Regions from separate parts of the Homo sapiens genome. Here regions 2, 3, 4, 5 and 6 are each linked to region 1. The links are chromatin contacts, found by Hi-C or POLR2A ChIA-PET in ENCODE. All regions are on one chromosome and are shown on one strand. Each heading gives the region's core, a stretch centred on a gene start or an enhancer-like site at or near the end of the contact. The rest is flanking DNA. Distances are from core to core; before and after follow the strand shown. Region 1 holds the start of NT5C2 (5'-nucleotidase, cytosolic II). Region 2 holds the start of GBF1 (golgi brefeldin A resistant guanine nucleotide exchange factor 1). Region 3 holds the start of SFR1 (SWI5 dependent homologous recombination repair protein 1). Region 4 holds the start of FBXL15 (F-box and leucine rich repeat protein 15). Region 5 holds the start of STN1 (STN1 subunit of CST complex). Region 6 has its middle 17 kb from the start of TRIM8.

The links. Hi-C counts contacts between places; a loop is a spot of excess contacts on that map. ChIA-PET counts read pairs that join two places held with the same protein, here RNA polymerase II (POLR2A). Pooled maps may share reads with other maps.
Region 2: a pooled map shows a loop between it and region 1 (11-fold over the local background). The contact joins the promoter of GBF1 here to the promoter of NT5C2 in region 1. A Hi-C loop is called at or near these places in 6 of 50 pooled maps. POLR2A ChIA-PET finds 5 or more read pairs at or near these places in 4 of 52 experiments (BJ, GM12878, activated CD4-positive, alpha-beta T cell and 1 more).
Region 3: a loop to region 1 is called in a map of CD4-positive, alpha-beta T cell, with 4 times the contacts of the local background. The contact joins the promoter of SFR1 here to the promoter of NT5C2 in region 1. A Hi-C loop is called at or near these places in 1 of 168 maps with a recorded cell type or tissue (CD4-positive, alpha-beta T cell), 1 of 37 single-sample maps with no recorded cell type and 10 of 50 pooled maps. POLR2A ChIA-PET finds 5 or more read pairs at or near these places in 2 of 52 experiments (CD4-positive, alpha-beta T cell and activated naive CD4-positive, alpha-beta T cell).
Region 4: a pooled map shows a loop between it and region 1 (4-fold over the local background). The contact joins the promoter of FBXL15 here to the promoter of NT5C2 in region 1. A Hi-C loop is called at or near these places in 5 of 50 pooled maps. POLR2A ChIA-PET finds 5 or more read pairs at or near these places in 2 of 52 experiments (CD4-positive, alpha-beta T cell and OCI-LY7).
Region 5: a loop to region 1 is called in a map with no recorded cell type, with 6 times the contacts of the local background. The contact joins the promoter of STN1 here to the promoter of NT5C2 in region 1. A Hi-C loop is called at or near these places in 2 of 37 single-sample maps with no recorded cell type and 6 of 50 pooled maps. POLR2A ChIA-PET finds 5 or more read pairs at or near these places in 1 of 52 experiments (H1).
Region 6: a loop to region 1 is called in a pooled map, with 3 times the contacts of the local background. The contact joins the enhancer-like site here to the promoter of NT5C2 in region 1. A Hi-C loop is called at or near these places in 1 of 37 single-sample maps with no recorded cell type and 2 of 50 pooled maps. POLR2A ChIA-PET finds 5 or more read pairs at or near these places in 4 of 52 experiments (Caco-2, GM12878, K562 and 1 more).

What each region holds. Positions count from the first base shown.
Region 1 is chr10:103,191,595-103,194,718 of GRCh38, reverse strand. It overlaps NT5C2 (5'-nucleotidase, cytosolic II), which reads left to right and starts at 1,447. Exons shown (of 19, transcript NM_001351169.2): 1 at 1,447-1,483. RefSeq lists a silencer at 1,353-1,632 and enhancers at 1,331-2,017, 2,018-2,706.
Region 2 is chr10:102,243,822-102,246,945 of GRCh38, reverse strand. GBF1 (golgi brefeldin A resistant guanine nucleotide exchange factor 1) reads right to left here and starts at 1,414. Exons shown (of 40, transcript NM_001377137.1): 1 at 1,165-1,414. RefSeq lists enhancers at 957-1,406, 1,607-1,666.
Region 3 is chr10:104,120,697-104,123,820 of GRCh38, reverse strand. SFR1 (SWI5 dependent homologous recombination repair protein 1) reads right to left here and starts at 1,650. Exons shown (of 4, transcript NM_001002759.2): 1 at 1,625-1,650; 2 at 735-856; 3 at 1-107. The coding sequence starts at 1,637. RefSeq lists a silencer at 1,655-1,884 and enhancers at 2,125-2,174, 1,569-2,232, 2,805-2,904, 2,388-3,124.
Region 4 is chr10:102,419,234-102,422,357 of GRCh38, reverse strand. It overlaps FBXL15 (F-box and leucine rich repeat protein 15), which reads right to left and starts at 1,522. Exons shown (of 4, transcript NM_024326.4): 1 at 1,176-1,522; 2 at 851-1,004; 3 at 66-571. The coding sequence starts at 1,228. It also overlaps a transcript of PSD not described here. RefSeq lists enhancers at 1-224, 1,135-1,604 and a silencer at 725-894.
Region 5 is chr10:103,916,586-103,919,709 of GRCh38, reverse strand. STN1 (STN1 subunit of CST complex) reads left to right here and starts at 1,526. Exons shown (of 10, transcript NM_024928.5): 1 at 1,526-1,610; 2 at 2,054-2,248. The coding sequence starts at 2,116. RefSeq lists a silencer at 1,215-1,564 and enhancers at 1,305-1,599, 1,230-1,875, 1,735-2,064.
Region 6 is chr10:102,659,753-102,662,876 of GRCh38, reverse strand. No RefSeq gene overlaps it. Among named protein-coding and RNA genes, the nearest start is that of TRIM8, 17 kb to the right of the region's middle. RefSeq lists a silencer at 1,550-1,609. Within about 2 kb of position 1,601, at least 25 of the 41 ENCODE cell types and tissues checked have a DNase peak (open chromatin) inside an H3K27ac peak, as active enhancers do; they include GM12878, where a contact is called at or near this core.

The DNA of each region.
Region 1 (3,124 bases), core at 198-2,697:
GTCAGGCTGGTCTTGAACTCCTGACCTCAAATGATCCACCTGCCTTGGCTTCCCAAAGTGATGGGATTACAGGTGTGAGCTACCACGCCCCGCCACCCTGGCCTTTTTTCAAATGCACTTGGTTTAAAGATTGTGTTATGCCAGCTTCCAACCCCTATTCCTCTTTTCCATATATCCTGAGAAATTTAGAAGGTGAGGGGCCCAAGGTCTATCCTTAGCTGACCTGAAGCGAAGTTGGCTGAGAAGCACAAGAAGGGGTAGAAGTGCTCTGGCGGAGCACTTATTAAAAAGACGCGGAGGTTTTGGTTGACTGCAAGCCCAATATGAGTCAACAGTATGGGTGCCAAGAACTTTATCGCAGGAGTGCAAAGCGATAGGTCCCAAAAGGAGGAAGCTATAGTCCTGCTTTGCTCTGATGATACCACAAACATTTGGTTCAGTCTTGGGTGATGTATTCTAAAGAAATCACAGTCAAATCTACCATTTGCGTGAGAGGGATAAAGACCCTCAAAACCAGGGCAGAGGAGGAACAATGGAAGGAACGGGAGACACTGATGTGGAATGAGAAGACCTTGGGCAGAGGTGATAGAAGTAAAGTATCTGAAAAGTCAAAGGTCCAGGAGAGATTAGACGTTTGTTCTCTGTGGCTCCAAGGCATCGAATTTCGGCCCTGAGAGTGGAAGTTTAGACACATTTTCTCACTGGTGAGAGCTGCTCGGACCAAGGAATTCAGTCCTCTGGAAATAGCTAGCTGCTTTTGCGGAGTCTTCCTGCTGAGTTGCTGGTGGTGGGGTGAACATTTATTGAGTGCTTACTGTGTGCCAGGATCCTGCTGAGGGCCTCACCTATATTGTGTGATTTCATCCCGTCAACACCCTTTGATGTGGGGACTGTTGTTCCCTATCCTGGTGCTACAAATGTGGGCACCAGGTATAGGAGGTCAGGTACCTCGCCCGAGGTTACAGTTTGTAAGTGGTGGTACTGGGACTGGAACTCGTTCTGACAAACTTCAAAGCTGGTGTTTTTAGCCATCAAGGGGATTCGAGGGTGCCATGGGGGTGTGGACGCATGAGGGGCCTTGAGGTCCATTAGACCAAAACATTCTGTGACTGGGAAAAAGGATGCCCTCTCCTCCCAAGGAAAAGCTTCTTCTGAATGAGACACAGTGGAGAGGTTAGCCCAGGGCCAGGCTGAGGGGCGCAGGCAGAATGCCAAGGGATGGAGACCCTCAGAAGGGCAAAGCCGGTGTTCCATCGTTTGAAGATCTCCAGACCCGCGGGACAGACAGACGCAGCGCGGTCAGGGAGCGTCGGCTTCGCCGAACTCTGCGGCGGAGCTGGGGGACGGAACAGCGCGCCGGTCCCTGGCCGGGCGCGAGCAGAGGGGCGGCGCGGGGCGGTGCCGGGCGGCGGGGGCGGGGAGGGCGCGCGTTGAGGCGGCTGCGGCAGTTGCGCGCTGGGATTGTTGCGGTGCGCTGGAGCCGGTGAGTGCGGCGGGCCCCGTGGGCGGGCGGGGAAGGAGCGGGCGAACGGGGAGCTAGGTGGGGAGGTGCGCGGCCGAACACGCGACCCCAGGGTAGCGGCCGCCGCCTGCCCCCGCCCCCGGCCCCCAGGGACCATGGCCCCAAGGCCCCTCTCCTTAGGCCGAGTCCCCGCCAGCGCGCTCGCGGACGCCGCACGCCTCCCAACTCCCTCGGTGCGGCCCCCGCCCCACGGCAGCCCCTTCCTCCGCGCCGCCGCGACGCCTCCGGCCCACGTCACGCTCGCGCCATTGTTTCCCAGCCGCCGGCTCGCTGGGACCCCGCCTCAGCCTCCCAGCGCGGCCGTTCGCCGCGTTCCGCCCTCTTCCCCCCTTTCCTCACGCTGGTGGTAGCCCTTTCCTCAGTCCTGCTGACGTCCTCCAGCTGATTCCAGGCTGTTCCCGGCCACCCCTGAGGCCGTCTTTTCGCTTCTTGTAAAAGCCTCCCCGCCCCCAGAGCTCCTCGGTCGCCTCCCGAGAAGCCAAGGGGCCTCTGGTGGAGCGCCAGGTTGACAGCGTTTTAGCAGGACCGCGAGAAACGGCCAGCTCGTTTGCCACACGCCCGTGTGCAACACTTCCTGGAAAGGTCACAGCGAATTGCAAGCCGCCACAAAAAACATCCGGACAGCTCCTGGTCAGGGGGCTGAGCCGTTCAGTGGCGGCCTATTCTTCTCCTTTTTTCGGGGCTCCTGAAATCGGAGAGGGCGAGATGCCGATCTGAGGCCTGAACCCTTAGTTTAAGAAAAACGTTTTGGGGGTTTGACTCCGGCAGGCCACAGCTTCTAAAAGCAGCAGGTAGAGGCTGCTGTCCGAATCGACGTTTTCCTGGGCTTTCACCTTTAGGGCCTTGATGTTTGAGGGGGGTCGTGCTCTGAAGTACAGCGCCCCGAAATGACTAGTCACCATTACAGGGGGGTGTGTGCGCGCCCGTCCAGGGGCCGATGAGTTCTTCAGGATTGAGCTGTACTTGGTTCCCAGTGTCTGTAGACTATTCATTTCGCCTCTTCAAGCAACGAATGCAAACTACTGACCATAATGTGAAAGGGAGAATATTGAAACTGTGTCATTTACCATGAAAACTTAGTGTTATTGCGTAGAGAAGGCTTTAGGTTTCAAAAATATTTACCACATGGCTTTTCAACAACGGTTAGAATTTATCCAGATGAAGACATCCAGGCCTGAAAGGGTGAAGTTCGAAAAGAGAAAAAAAATAGGTGTGAGCTGAGAGTGGAAAAAAAAAAAAGAACAAAAAAGGTTAAGTTCAAGAAAACATAGCTGGTTAGTAATTAAAATAAAAACTCCACATGCAGGGTTGATACTAGCATACACAGACTTATTTCTGAAGTGCATTTCCATTGCAGTGTAAACCACTACATTTCAACAGTATAGGTAGCTGCATTACTCTCATTGACCCAGAATTAAGGTTTTAGGATTTAGTAACCAACAAATCTGTAAAATAAGGTGGAGGGGCGCGGGGTGGAGTGGGGGGGGTTCTGAAGGAGATGTTATGCAAGATTCCTTTCAGTTCAAAGGTTTGATGCCATTGTATGAAAATTTACCATCAGCTACAAGTTTTCAGAAGTTTGTAATTGTAAGAAGATTTATA
Region 2 (3,124 bases), core at 165-2,664, 950 kb after region 1:
TGCACATACATGCTACTACTTTTAAGAAGTGCATTAACTGAGCAGTCCCAAAGCAGACCTTTCCATTTGTATCCTCCACAGGGCCTAGAGTGCCTTTTATACCTGAATTAATGCACAAGTTTCCACATTGTGCATTAAAAAACACCATCTACACTATTCCTTATTTCTAAAAGCATTCGTTACCCTTGGTGGACTTTTATAGCTTTACAACACAGCAGTTTATCAAAGGTCATCACAGTGCCATAAACTACTCTCTAGGGTTATGTTCCATCATTCACTCTGGGGCTCTGACCCTACAATTGGCTGAAAATCTCTCATGACTCTTTTTGCCCACTAAACATAATAGGCCGACAATACCAAACTTTGCCAGTATTCAAATATCTCTCTCTGCTGTCAGTCAAATATGTCATAATAGAGTGGTTTCCTTATGATTAAGCCTCATCTCCTTAGTGAAGATCTGAGAGAAAAATGTCAACAAAAACATACACTACAAAAGAATGCCTGTGAAAGATTGTATAAAGGAACAAACAGGCCCAGAAGATAAGTATAGTGTTTACATACAGACCCAGACTGGCAGCTGAGCTGTCCTGTAAGAGGGAAGCCTTCTCATAGCCCAGTTCCCTGCGCTGCTATAACCTCAAGCCTTCCACACGTCCCTCTGCTGACAACCTGATTCTAGGGTGCACTAGTTCATCATTATTAATGAAGCAGTTCCTTTGTATTAGTGAGGCAATCACAAAGAAGTAGACGCTGTACAGAATCTAGAGAGACTTTCACATCTAAAGTCTGAAAACCCATAAAAGTAGACACAATGCTCCTTAGGTTTGCTTTCAGCTTTTGAGTACTGGGCTCTTCAGGATGCAGAAAGCGCTGGAAAGGAGAAGCTAAATACTAGGTCAAGCCTGGGAAAACAGAAGATTTGGGCACCTGCAAAGGATCAGTAATGAGAGCAGAAATCGCCCCTCCTGCGGCAGAGGCATGACCTTTGCCCCTGCATACCTCCCTGTTCCCTCCCACAACAACCCTTCCCTCGTCTTATTCCTGTCCGCTGCGTCCTTAGCCCACCTTGGCTCGCCCAATTTAAGGGCCCTTCCCACTAATTCCCTATTGCGATGTCAGGGCGGCCTTCACGACACCGGAACTCTAGGAAGAGACTTCGCTGACCTGTCAGCGGATCCAAAATGGCGGGGCCTAGTCCCAGGACCGGCAGCCGCTGCTCATGTCCAGCCCGCACCCCGGAGGCGTCTCCGAGCAGCTCTCCCGGCTCTGGTAGCAGATGGGAGAAGAGAAGGAGCCTGTTTCCTGGAAATTGAGGCCGAAGTCAGGGTGGGACTGCACAGTCCGCCAGGATGAGTCGTCCGGGACGGGCAGTAGAGCCGGGTACCTTCCCTGTCAGCTCACTGACGTGGTAACTAGCCTCAGTCTAGCCCGCTGCCTGGTAACTGCGCGAGCCCTGCCGCGCGCAGCCAATCATAGCTTTGCACCGTGAAAAGTAGCATTCCGACTATCCAATCGAATAAAGGAAATTGGCTTCAGGAGGCGGGTAGTGCCTAAAGAAGCGCGATTACAAGGGAAAGAAAGGGTATGTTAGGGGACAACCAACGGATACGAGTACTCTCTGAGTGACAGTTTAAAAAACCAATAAAAAATGAGGAACTGGGCTGGGCGGCTAGAGAGGTGGAGTTAGGTAGAGTTCGGTTGCAGTGCGCGGTTTGGCAGTGGCTGCTGGGCATTATGGGGAAAAAGGCTACAATTGGCTGGAAAGGGGCGGGGTCCGCTTTGAGAACTTGAGCGGGCATCCCTACTCCCCTGTCCACGTATTATCAAAGTTACCTGGGCCAAGACCATGCCCCTTGAGGAATCACTCCTTTTCGAGGCAGCTCTGGGCTCCCTTCATTCTAAAAACAAGTCCAGCGATCTATTCCACACCCTGCTCTCCTCGCCCTCTTGTCCACCTTCCCTGTCGTGGCTTCTCACAGTTATGTCTGTCACGTCCCAACTCTGTTTCAGCGTCCTCTGCCCCACTCCCATCATCCAGAAATAGAGAAAATGGGACGTAGCAGAAGCCCTGGATATCTAATTTAAGTCTCTTCATTTTACATTATAGGAAACAGCCCCAGGGTGGAAGGCTGGGCCCATGTTCACATAATTAGTAAATAGCAGAGCAGAGAGACGAACCCCTGGGTCTCCTCACCCCCAGGCCAACTCTTTTCATCGCCTTTTGTCACCTCTTATGCCTTAGTATATCGGGCTTTGACTCCCGGTCTGCCTTTCATACCAAGCCTTTGACGGGCCTTATCCACCAGGCTAAATACGCAGCTTAGCCCACCTCATCAGTGATAGGAAACAGAAGTCTTTCTTGTTTGCCTTAGAAACGCTAAGGGGCCTGAGGGTTGGATGCCCACCTGTTTTCACTGTCTTGCCCCCAGCTGCCTCCTCCCCTTGCAAGAGATGATAGAGGTTACTAAGCTATTTAGAATTACCTGTATTACCTGGAAGTGAGAATGCGTGAGAAGAGGACAAGAGGATGGGTTTTCTCCTAGGAGACTGAATCATGAAATTCCCAGCCTATTTGGGACACTAGAGCCCCAGTGTCCCTGCAGACCTGGAGAAGCTGCTGGGAGGCAGTGAAAAAAAAATACCTAATTCTTTCCATACATCCTCCCAATTATGGACGACCCAAGTCCAGGGAAGCTCTATAACTAACCACATAGGAAAGTAGTCTCAAAACCAGACATCCAAAGACCATCCGTGTGCTACGATGCGCTATTTTTTTGTTTTGTTTTGTTTTTTTGTCTTTTGTTTGTTTGTTTGTTTTGAGAGAGTCTTGCTTTGTCATCCAGGATGGAGTGCAGTGCTGTGATCTTGGCTCACTGCAACCTCCACCTCCTGGGTTCAAGTGATTCTCCTGCCTCAGCCTCCCAAGTAGCTGGGATTACAGGCATCTGCCACCACACCAGGCTAATTTTTGTATTTTTAGTAGAGATGGGGTTTCACCATGTTGGACAGGCTGGTCTCGAACTCCTGACCTCAGGTGATCCACCCGCCTCAGCCTCCCAAAGTGTTGAGATTACAGGTGTGAGCCACCACACCTGGCCACGATGCTCTAGTGTAAAGCACCCAT
Region 3 (3,124 bases), core at 401-2,900, 930 kb before region 1:
TGATCATTTTCTTCACTCTCTACTTTAAGACGTTTCACCACATTGTAAGAGGAATTAAATGAAAATCTTGTTTTCCTTAATCTTTCTCTAAGTGTTGCACTCATAGGCTATAAAGAGCACAAAACATTAAAAATGTGAATCAAGAAAAACATTCTTAATGTCAATAAATCACCAGAAATAAAGTCCTTCCATTTCTATGCTAGACACCACTAGATGGCTTTCTGTCTCCACATCTAAAGAAGGCATCACAAAATGACTTTAATTTCTGGAAGCTCCATTTGTTTTATTTCCTTTTTACTTCAGCAAGATCAACACCTTTCCAAAAGTGTTGAGAAGTTTATCCCAGTAATCAAGGAACATTTGTTCAGTAACAAGCACATGCCTGATAGTACTCCAGGTGCTTCAGAATTACAGAGTAAGGAAAAGACCTAGACTCTGCCACTAAAGACCTTCATAATAATATTGCACAGATGCAAACTTTCTCCATCTGGAGTATTGTAATAACCTAATCTGAAACTAACTGAAATGAATTCATTCAAGAGGAAAATATGGAAGGGGGCTGGTGGGTGTCATATATGTCACCTTAGAAGAAAAACAAAATTATTTAATAAAATGTCTACTTATTTATGCTACACATTATGTTAATTAACAACCTTCCGTAGAATTTAAACCACCACTGCCACAATACTTAGAAACACATAATGGATCCACTGGAAGAACAAAGATTTTCATACTTGTTTTCGGGAACTATTTGTATAGGGAGATGATGGATTCGCAGAGGCCTGAGGAGTGCTAGGTAAAACCACAGCTGAGTCTGACGGACTTTCCATCTTGAAAGTGAAATCTTGGTTTTTCTCTAAAAAAGAAAAATTATAAAATAATCGAATTAACCACACCTCTCTATAGTCGACTTTTATCAAATAATATATTGTATTGGTGTACAAAGCATCCACAAGTAAGCCAGATATTTCTTCTAATTTCACTTTGTAATTCATTCTTGCTCTTTTTGCAGTTTTCCATTTACCTTCCCACATAGGGACCACTAAGTTTTTCATGATACATCAACCAGCTAGTATCTCATAGTCACAAGACTCTCCTTGTTTTCGTTTCATCCACCAAAATATATTCAAATTCTGCCTTGGAAGTAGGGAAGAATAACAGCTTTAGATAATCAGGAATTCTTTATTATGACAGCTTCATAATTCAAGAAGCTATAGCCGAAACCTTGACTCAAAAACAATAGGACCTGAATGTCACCCATCCTGAACTCTACAAGCTGTGACTAGAACCCGTTACCCTGCCGGCCCGAGGCATAAGAAACACAGCGGAGACGCATTTAAGCCCGTCTGTAGCCTTTTAGTTTAAGCGGCCAACAGGGACTGAAAAGGAGAGTGGACTGAAATTGCTTCCTCCGACAAAGGCATTAACTTTTGAGGGGTAAACTAGGGGCGGGAGTCGTCCCCTCCTTCCCCCCGTTGCAGAAAGCCCACTAGTTCCCCGGAGACCCCAGGCATAAGGTGAGGTTGAGTTCCCCAGACCCGGAAAGGGAGCTCAACTCGACTCCACAGCCGACTCCCGGGGAAGCCCAGGTGTCAGGGATCCCCCCTTCCCCTCAGCAGGGTACCTCCCTCCGCCATTCCCAGCGAGAGCAAAAAAGCGCGCGCACCTGCGGCCGTAAATCGATCCTGTGGCAGGGGCGGGGCCGTGCGGTAGGCGGAAAAGATGCGCAATTGGCCAGATTGCCTGACGCGCGAGGCGCCGCTTCACTCAGCGACTCAGAGCGGTGGGACTGCGCGCGCGCCTCCGCCAGCGGGTGGTTGGGGCGGGGCTTGGCCCACACGATGGGAGGCCCAGACGCATGATTGGCAGAATTAACCGGTGCGCGCGGCTCTCCCCGCCCAGCGCCCGAGAGCAGCGTGAGTGCGCGCGCGCGCGGCCGCGATCCGCAGCAGGTCTTCGGGGCGGGCGAGGCTGAGCTTCGGAATGTTAAACCAATCCTGAGGGGGGCGCGCTTCCGTTCGCGGCTTCTGTTGCCTTATTTTCAACCGCCTTCCCTTCAGGCTTCCTTGTTTTTGTGCGTCTGTGAAGTGCGCCTGAAAGTGCCTCTCCCCACCCCCGCCAGCCCGCCGCCTCCATTCTCTGGCTCCAGTCAGTCTCCTCTCCCTGCTAGTCACAGTGAAGGCTTTACTCAGACGTGGGGCGGCCAGAAGCCGCACGGCTGGCTGCATGTTAGATTTACAGCTTGTGGACTCCCCAGAGGCAGAGACCACAAAAGAACAGCGTTGGTTGGGTTCCAGCCTATTCCAGCGTGGTGGTTCCAGAGACCACAAAAGAACAGCGTTGGGTTCCAGCGTTGGGGTCCACATTTCAAACATGTTAGAAATCTATCCGAGAGTCCCGGCACTTTAGCTGAGCTCATCGCTAGCTTTTTTGGCTGCCGCAAACTCGGCGGTCCCGTCGCGAGGTTTTTTGTTGTTGTTGTAAACAAAAAACCGTTTCTGTACCTCAGTATGCAGGCTCCTTAGCGTGACCTCAAATCTTTTACTCAAATCTGAGGGAAAATGTAGCCCAAGGAAATTTGTTGTGGCGCAACACAGGAAGCAGAACAATCACTACATGAGATTGTGTCGGTCCAAAATTCACGTTTGAGACCGACAGGGCCCTTGCTGGCTACCGGGCAGCAGCATCCTCAGTCGAGAAAATCCCCCCCCCGCGCCCCGCTTCCAGTATGGCGAGGTTCTGTTGCTACGCGACGACAAAGTTAGCTACATTGGGTGGAGCACTGGGTTTAGTGAAAGAGTTGAGTAACTTCTGAGTCACGTGGAAGTTGGGAATTTCCAGGGGCCAGTGTTTTCAGTCCTCTTATTGAATGGCCATTTTAAACATTGATATCGTCTCTTTACTATTAATAACATCTGACAGTAGTGGCTTAGAAGTGGCCAAAAGGGAGTTACCTGAGTCTTAAGCAGTCAGGTATAATAATTACAGAACCTGAGGACTACCTAAGGGAATGATTAGGGGCGTACACGTTACAGTCAAATTGTCTAGGTTCAAATCCTGGCACCATACTTTATGTGCTTCTTAATGAGGTGATTCTGTGCCTCAGTTTCTTCACCTCTTAATA
Region 4 (3,124 bases), core at 273-2,772, 770 kb after region 1:
CAGCCCGCCCCATACCAGCAGAGGCTAAGTGACTGCCCTCCTCCCGCCCTATCAGGCCCAGGCACCTGACACCGTCGCTTCCGACGCGGAGGCAGCCGGTGAGGTCAAGGTGGTGGAGTTCTGGGCAGTTCCGAGCCAACTCTTGAACCGCGGCGTCCCCCACGTTGGCGTTGACGGCCAGAGAGAGGCTGCGGAGACCAGCGCCGCGCCTCTGCGCCAGGTACACGATGGCCTCGTCCTTGAGCTGGCGGCAGGCGGTGAGATCCAGCTCCTCCAGGGCCGGGCAGCGATCAGCGAGGCCGCGCAGCGCCAGCCCGTCCACCCAGTCACAGTGCGCGAGCGACAGGCGCTGCAGGCGTGGGCAGCCCTCGGCCAAAGCCCCAAGCGCCCGGCGACTCAGTTGCCCGCAGCCGCCCAACGCCACACTCCGCAGCTGCGGATTCCGCGCCAGCACCGGCACCAGGTCCTCGTCTGACAGCCATTCGTGACACGGCGCCAGTGCCAGCTCCTGCAGCCCCTCGGCATCCCGCAGCAGCCGGGCCAATGCGGCCCGCGGGATCTGCGGACCCACCTGCGGGCGGGGAGGCACCCCAACTCTCAGCCCGTCCCGCACTCCTCAGCCGCCTATGCACCCCTGACCTGAGTTCTTTTCTGGCAGCCTCCTGCTCTCCCAGGAGAGACCCCACTTTCCCTCTGAGTCGCTACCGAGTATTTGCCCTTTGGTGCGTGGATCCCTTCCGGGCAGCCCCGGCGGCCCAAGGGGGTCCAGAAGGGCATACTGCGGGGCTGGGGGCTGGGCTAGAGGCGGGGCGGTACCCAGGCAGGGGCGGGGCTTCAGCCCCCGGCTCACCTGCGCGGCATCGAAGCGACGCAGCCCGGCCAGGTGAAGCTGCACCAGCGACCGGAAGGCCCGGCTAACGCGCTGCAGCCGGAGCAGCTGGCGCAGCGGGACCCGGTTCAGGACGTGTGGGAGCAGCACGTCTTCCCAGGGCAGGTCCAGGAACCTGCGAGTAAAGGGGCGTTGGCACTGGCGTCCCGGGGCCACTATTACCTGCGAGTCCGCCTCCGTTATGTTCCTGCGCCCCAGCTCCCAAGAGCGGCCCCCAGACCCAGCCCCGGCTCGGCTCCCCTCCCTCAGGTTCCTCTTCCCTCTCGGCCCCTCCGGTGCTCGGTACCTGACGGCTCCGGGCTCTTGCTCCCCTCCGGACGGCTCCATCGGTGGCTCCATCGGCTGTCTATTGCGCGTGCGCAGTAAGATTTTCTCGCTTTGGCCTTGGAGTGGCCGCACCAAACCCGCCTCCTTGGCCTGTAGAGACAGACCTATTTAATCGAGTGCCGTCTCACCGAGGATCCGATCTGAAAGCTTTTCGGGTGGACCCCGAAACGGAGGCGGAACAGACCGGTGGTGTAACATTAGGCCTCGCCTTCTCGGCTACAGGGCTTGAGGCCTGAAGCTGGAGAATGCGGTGGGCATCAGAGACTGGCTTCTGTCGTCCTCTTGAGCCAGTAGCCGCCTCTGAGCGAAGTGGTGGTGGGAGGAGCAGGCAAGGCCAAACGCGGAGGGGGCGGAGCCAGGACTCTTAGGTTACCGGCCTCTCCTCTGCCCTCTGGTCGCGTTTAGCGACTTTGAAAAACGGGGAGAAACTATCCAGGCTCTTACTGTCTGCCACGTAGCAGGTGTTCAATAAGTAATTGTTGAAATAATGAATGAATTGGCGAGGCTATAATGTTTCCCTCATCAAGTAAACCTGCTCAAACCTCCCATTCCTGATTAATTATGAAGAGCTATCCAGCCTCTTCCACTTCGTAACAGTTTGGGCCGCGTTTCCGCCGGGGGAGAGAGATGTAGGGGGCGCGAAGAAAGACTATATTTCCAACTGGGTCCCTTTCATTTCCTCCAAAGGTCCAGAGTCCTAAGAAGAATGAGAGCTCAGCTCAGCCCGCCAGTGGTAGTGCTTCTCGGCTGGCCTTGGGTTTAGTTGTAGGGTCTGGGGCTGGGTCCGCCCTGGGACAATGACGCCCCAGACCTCTGGACTCAGCTTCAGGGCTGCCTCTCACCGCGTCCCCAGGTCCCAGTCCCAGGATCCGCTTCGGGGAACCCCAGGAGTAGTGCCTTCCCCCATCATCCACGGGATGGGTGTGGGGGGATGTGAAGGACGCGAGAGCCACTGCACCGCTGACGGTCTGGCGCTCCGGTGCAACCGCTTCAGCTGGCTCATCACAACGAAAACCACTTCTCATCTGTTATCTCGTCAAGGCTTCGGGCACCTCTGAAAGGTGGGCAGGTCTATGCTATCAGTCCATTTTAAAGATGGGGAAACCGAGGCCCTGGAGAGGAAGCCCCTTGTCCAGAATCAAGCCAGACGGGAATAGAGAACCCAGACATCTGGTTTTCCCAGAATTCCTTCCACGTTTCCCCACCCCGCAAGGCAGCGAGAAGGGAGAAGCTAGCAGCGGGGAGAGACAAGAAAGGGGTCAAGTTAGGTGAGGGCTTGCTATCTCTTCTTCCTCAGCCTGCTTAGGGAGGGGGTAGCTGGGAGGACAGACCCCTGCAAAGATAGAGCCACGTGAGCGCGCACCACCTCCGGCCGCGCGCCTCGTCCCCCTCCCCTCTTTGTTCGCGCCTCTGCGCCTGCGCAGTGCGACAAATCTGGCGCTGTCCCCTTCAGCACCACGCGGAGTCCGCGCCGCCCCTCCCCGCGGTGAGCCCCGCGCGCCCCCGCCTCGCACGTCCTCGCGCCCCCTGACTGCCCGAACAGACCCCTTCTTCCTTCCGAGGTCACCATCTGCCCGCCCTGGCCCTCCCAAAGAGAGTAGTTGCCATAGTAACTCCAGCGGCTCTTTCTTAAAATAGCAGGGCCCCCTTCTACCCTGGCCAAGGGCACAAGGGTTGCCGGTCCCCCACGTCTTCCGGTCCCTAGTTCATCCCGTCTAACCTCTTACCCCTGGGCAGGCGTGACGACACCTAACTCAGGCAGCAAGGAAGTTCTTCCTGAAGTCTGATTTAACATCCCCCTGCTGCATCCTGGGAGGGTGGTCAGGGTTGGATCTCCTGGGTCCGAGACTCAAAACCCCTGGCGGGTTCAAGACGGTGTTCCCTAGATCTCCTTTCCATAGTTGATGG
Region 5 (3,124 bases), core at 277-2,776, 720 kb before region 1:
TTTTTTTTTTTTTTTAATTGAGGCAGAGTCTCACACTGTCACCCAGGCTGGAGTGCAATGGCCCGATCTCAGCTCACTGCAACCGCTGTCTCCCAGGTTCATGCGATTCTCCTGCCTCAGCCTCCCGAGTAGCTGGGATTACAGGCGCACGCCACCACATTTGGCTATTTTTGTATTTTTAGTAGAGAGGGGGTTGGTTTCCGTATATTGGCCTGCCTGGTCTTGAACTCCTGACCTCGTGATCTGCCCGCCTCGGCCTCACAAAATGTTGGGATTACAGGTGTGAGCCACCGCGCCCAGCCAGTGTCTTCTCTTAATTAAATCTTAAACCCTACATTTCCTAGTGTTCATTGCAGTAGAATCTGGGCAATGTATTTTACCAAGGACTCTTGTTTTTGAGCTTCTTAAATGGCCGGGGAGGTAATTAAATGCCATGGGTCTAATGACACACACACTTTCCATTCCAGCGGCTCCAAGTTCCTTCTCTGATAAATAGTTTAGCAATTATCTCTTTGGCCACCACCTGCCTCCCCCGGGAATGGTCTGCCAGGGTGATCTGTACTCCCCTGCCATTTTCCAGAGTCTCTGTAAATTAGGAAGAATTCCTGACGTCTCGGGTAACGTAGCTCTTTATGGGAGTGGAACGTGGCTATCTTTCCTCACTTTAAAATAGAAATTCTGGAGACTAAGCACCATCAAGGTGGCCATGATTTACCAAAATGCCAGCTTTTCAAAGTTCTTAAGTGTACAACCTTCCAGACTGTAGACCGAACAAGGGTAAAGGAGACAAAATGTATTGTCATGATTTTGCACGGCTAGTCTCTGGCAGAGTCAAGACCTCACATTCACTCGAGGGCTCAAATTTAGATATTGACATCTCCAAGTGAAACTAGAGTCCTAAGTGTGTGAGTCAGGTCACTTACCAACTGTAAATGAACATTTAAAATATGCCACAATGCACTCGTGGCACTGCTTACTTTTTATCTGTTTTACATATCAGGAATCAAAAAGAAAAATAGTCTGATCCTGACCCAACCTCTAGGAGGCCCAGGTTCAGGGTCCCGCCACCAGCAGGAGGAGGGGTGAAAGGTGACTAGAAGAGCGGCGTTAGAACTGCAGGAATTTCAAGGTCGCCTCCTAGGCCTCAGCGGTGGAGGCTAGCACGAAGGCGGGGCTGCAGCGCTGCCTGAACCAAAAGTACGCTGCGCTGAGGCGGGGCACGGAACGGGCTGGACTTCGGCTGGATGGGGCCTAGCGGATGGTTGGGCCGCGGCGGGATGGGGCGGGGCTTCGGGCGGGATGGGGCGGGGCTTCGGGCAGGATGGGGCGTGGCCGCGGCGGGATGGGTGGGGTCTGGGTGGGATGAGGCGGGACTTCGGGAGAGATGGGGCGGAGCCGTGGCGAGGCGCTGCAGCAGAAAGGAAATGCGCTGGCGGGGAGACCGGGGTTGGTCCCTGGCGGGGCAGGGGGCGGGCTCAGGCCGGAACTCCAGAGACGACCTCAGCCAACTGCTCCTGCGCCGGGCGGGGTCGTCGCCGCCAGCGGCTCCGAGCGCCGGAAGGGCCAGGTCTCAGGGCTCCTGGAGCTGCAGGCGGCGGGAGGGGCTACAAGTGGGTCCATTTTTTAGTATCTTTTTTCCTCCTTTTCTTGGCTCATCCCCAAAAGCGGAAAGTTTAGGGCAGAGCGACAGTCAGACCCATCCACTATGCCCCAACACGTGCAGGGCTGCGAGGGCGCCCGTTCCTCCCGGGACCCCAAGCGGTTTCTGCTACGCCTGTACAGACGTATCTTCCCAGAGTGAAAGTTGATGTTTAGCCGTTCCGAAGTTGGTGCTTTGTGGGAAGGAGAACAGCGGGAGAGCCGTAAGGAACGCAGGCGTCCTGACGTGAGGAACGCCTCTTAACACGCCCCGTGGCATGGAGTTTGACAGGGCCCTGGATCCCTGCGTTCACCCCTCCTGGAGTCCTGGACGCCCACCTGGGAGCAGCGTCAGGGCCGTGCCACTTTGACCCACGTTAAACGCATTGCATCCTCATTTCTGTGTCCCATCTAGATGCTTGACTCAGTGATGCAGAACCTTTCAGAGTTAGCTGGAAGCCACAGCCCTGCCTCTTGATGCAGCCTGGATCCAGCCGGTGTGAAGAGGAGACCCCTTCCCTCTTGTGGGGTTTGGATCCTGTGTTTCTAGCCTTTGCAAAACTCTACATCAGGGATATCCTGGACATGAAGGAGTCCCGCCAGGTGCCAGGTATGTGGCTAGCCACCCTGGGATGCCCTGGGCTGCATCTGCCACCCTTTCCCAAAGTCTCAGAAAGCTGGGATTAGAGGCTTTTAGGAGAGCCTTCCCTGCTGCAGGCTTTGAAAGGGACCTAGCCTGGACCTTCGCATGAGTTCATTTATTTGCAAGGTAAAAAAAACAGTCTAAATCTTTTTTTTTTTTTTTTTTTTTTTAGTAGGTGTTTGGGGGAGTAACTTTTGTACTGGGGTTTTTACCTCCATTTAGGGTCTTTCATGCTTAAAAATGCTCATTTGTTTTTCTTTGGCCCTGCTCCTGTTGGAGAGATCGCTGGGCCAGATATTCCTAGGCCTGGCTCCTTTCCTAAATGTGCCACTTACCTGGTCCGGGCATGTGACTCACCTTCTGCAAAGTCTGGGTTTCTTTGTAAAAATGGAGCTTAACCCTGTGTAATGGAATCTTTTGATTCCTGATATGTAAAGGGGGTTTGTTTTCTTTTGAATTAAGCAGAATCAAAATATTATAAACTCCCTGAGAGGAAGAACATCATCTGTCTTGTTCACCTTTGTAATCCCAGGGCTTAGAACAGTGCCTGGCATATAGTGGGCCCTCAAATAGAAATAGCAGTTGAAGCAACAAGGCATTATACATGTAAAGTTTAAATTTTCTTTTTTTTTTTTTGTATTAGAATAGTGGCTACTAGAGATAGGCTTATCTTACCTAAAAATATAACAAGTATAGTTTGGGGTGGATTTAAATAATTCACGTAGCTGTGTAATAATTCACAAATAGCCACATGTTTACTGTGCTATTTGAGAAGTTTGGTTAAACTTTCTTTGCTATTTTGAGTGAAGCTTTCCAGTCAAGGTCCTTCTGAATAACAAACTA
Region 6 (3,124 bases), core at 352-2,851, 530 kb after region 1:
TCCTGACCTCATGATCCTCCCGCCTCAGCCTCCCAAAGTGCTGGGATTACAGGCGTGAGCCACCGTGCCGGCCTTTTTTTTTTTTTTTTTTTTTTGATATGGAGTCTCGCGCTGTCACCCCAGTTGGAGTGCAATGGCGCCATCTCGGCTCACTGCAACCTCCGCCTCCCCTGTTCAAGCGATTCTCCTGCCTCAGGCTCCCCAGTAGCTGTGATTGCAGGTGCCCACCACCACACCCAGATAATTTTTTTTTTTTGAGAGGAAGTCTTGCTCTGTCCCGAGGCTGGAATGCAGTGGCACGATCTCTGCTCAGTGCAACCTCCGCCTCCCAGTTTCAAGCGATTCCCCTGCCTCAGCCTTCCAAGTAGCTGGAATTACAGGCATGTGCCTTCACGCCCAGCTAAGTTTTTGTATTTTAGTAGAGACAGGGTTTCACCATGTTGGCCAAGATGGTCTCCATCTCCTGACCTCGTAATCCGCCTGCCTCAGCCTCCCAAAGTGCTGGGATTACAGGTGTGAACAACCGTGCCCGGCCCAGATAATTTTTTTTATTTTTAGTAGAGTTGGGCTTTCACCATGTTGGCCAGGCTGGTCTCGAACTCCTGACCTCAAGTGATCTGCTTGCCTTGGCCTCCCAAAGTGTTGGGATTACAGGCATGAGCCACCGCGCCCAGCCTAATATTTTAATTTTTTATAGAGACAGGATCTCCTTATACTGCCCATGCTGGTCTCATCAAGGGATCCTCCTGCTTCAGCCTCCCAAAGTGCTGGGATCACCTTAGAAGAGGGGCTGTAGTGTGGTGATGTCTGTCTGGGGATACCCAGGAATCACGACTCCAGCTCCTTCACCTCCCACACTTTCATAGGGTCAGCCCTGCTCCCATTTCTTAGTAGGCCAGAGTGGGAGGTTGGGGAAGGACATGCCTCTGATCCTCCCTCCAGGGCCTCCTCCCCCAGAATTTACAGGCTGCAGAGGTGGGGTAGGGAATCCCCCAGGCGGCTAGATGGGTCCTGGGTCCTGAAGTTGCGAATCGAATTGGTTCTCCCCCACCCTCGGATGGGAGAAGATGAGGGTGTCTTAGGAAGGCCATGGTGACAATGACAGGATCTGAGTGGGAGAGTGTTAGCAAGGCCTGTTAAGAACCCTGAGGTGAGGTCACAGCTTGGAGAGAGGGGCCCTGGGGTGCGGACTCAGTGGGTCAGGGCATCCACCCTCGTCTCCTGCCTCCCACCCCAGGGTGCCCTTTGAAGCTGGAGGGGGCTTTGAGCTGGGGTCTCCTGGCCAGATGCGCTGGGAGAAGGGGTGGAGCCGATCATCCCCTAGGCCTCGCCCTCTCCACCCCCACCCTTCAGACTCCCTTCTTGGCCCAAAGACCGTTTCCGGCAGTTGCAGGGGGCACCCATCACCCCCCAGGCTCCTGCCTTGCAGCTGTTCCCCAGCTGCCCTGCCCCACCCCAAAGACAGCTGGGAGCGAGGCCGAGGGAGGGGGCAGGAGCGGCCCAGCTGCTTGGCTCCGGGCTGGGATGGGGAGGGCGGCAACATGAAAGAGCTGGGGCCGGCAGGCAGCAGAGGAAACCACCCCCACCCACTCCCTCGCGGTGGCCTCGCTGCGGGCTCAGCACATCTGGGCCACAGGAGCTGTCGGCCCCAGTCTGTGGGGTAGGGAGACGTGGTCAGATCCCCAACCCTTCCCGGAAAGGGGAGGCGTGATGGCCTTTGGGGGAAGGCAGGAGGGGAGGGCTGGGCACTGGGGCACCTGTGGCTGCAGCCAGCCCTCCAAGGGGCCACCAGTTCAGGGCAGAGAAGGCCCCTCCGATGACTTCTGAATAAGCCTGTTCCCTGGGGCAGCCCCAGCTCTTTCTGGGCCTCCTCTGCCCCGACCCTTTTGGGAGCTGGGTGACAGCTGCTCCTACAAAGCCAGGGACAGCTGGGTGGCTGGGGACAGCTGGGTGGGTTAGCGTCTCCCTGCTTCCCTGGCTGCCTAGGGAACCCCCCCCAAGCCAACTCTGGGCAGCTGCTGCTTCACCTATAGATGTGTGCCTGAGCGTGTCATTGTCTGGAGTGGGCTTCAAAGCTGGGACATGGAGGGGCTCAAGCCCATCCCATTCCCACCAGAATGTCCCCTCCACATCTCAGTGGATTGACGCACCTGGGGAAAGGGCCTCTCCCCTCAGCCAAAACAAAACTAGGCCAAGTGGGAAAGAAATTAGGCAGCTTTTTATCTTGGCTCCCAACTCTTGGCACGGGGGATGTCTCAGGGCTCCTGAGAACTGGAGAAAGGGACAGTGAGACAGAAGCAGATTTGAGTGGAGTGAAGTGACTGTCCACCGGCACCTGCCCCCAGGCATCCTGCACCCTGGGCTGGAGGGGCACTGTGCTCCAGTCATTTCCCCACTCCCTTTAGCCCCAAACAGGTGCACGGGGAGGGAAGGGGTAGGCCAGCTGTTGTCATACTGCTCCTGGCTCCCTGCCACACTGGGGAGGGGAACAATGAAGCAAGGGTCCACCACCCCACCCGAGTCATCCTCTACTCCCTCAGGGCAGGAAGGCGGAGGCAGTTAGCAAGACCAAGGCTATGGTTTGGTCTGGCCAGCCCCAAAGTCTTTATTTTTCTTTTTTTTCTTTGAGACAGGATCTTGCTCTGTTGCCCAGGTTGGAGTGCAGTGGCAAGATCTCAGCTCACTGCAACCTCCACCTCCCAGCCTCAATCAAGCAATCCTCCCACTTCAGCCTCCAGAGTAGCTAGGACCACAGGCCCGTGGCACCACGCCTGGCTAATTTTTCGTTTTAGTAGAGATGGGGTTTCACCATGTGGCCCAGGCTGGTTTTGAACTCCTGAACTCAAGTGATCCATCCACCTTCAAACTGCTGGGATTCCAGGCATGAGCCAACGTGCTCGGCAAGCCTTTATTTTTCTGAGGGGAGGGGTGGCTAGGGGTCAGTGAGGCTTGGACCACTGGCATGGGACTTTTTTTTTTTTTTTTTGAGATGGAGTCTGGCTCTGTCACCCAGGCTGCAGTGCAGTGGCACGATCTCGGCTCACTGCAACCTCTGCCTCCCAGGTTCAAGCGATTCTCCTGCCTCAGCCTCCTGAGTAGCTGGGACTACAGGCGCCCACCACCA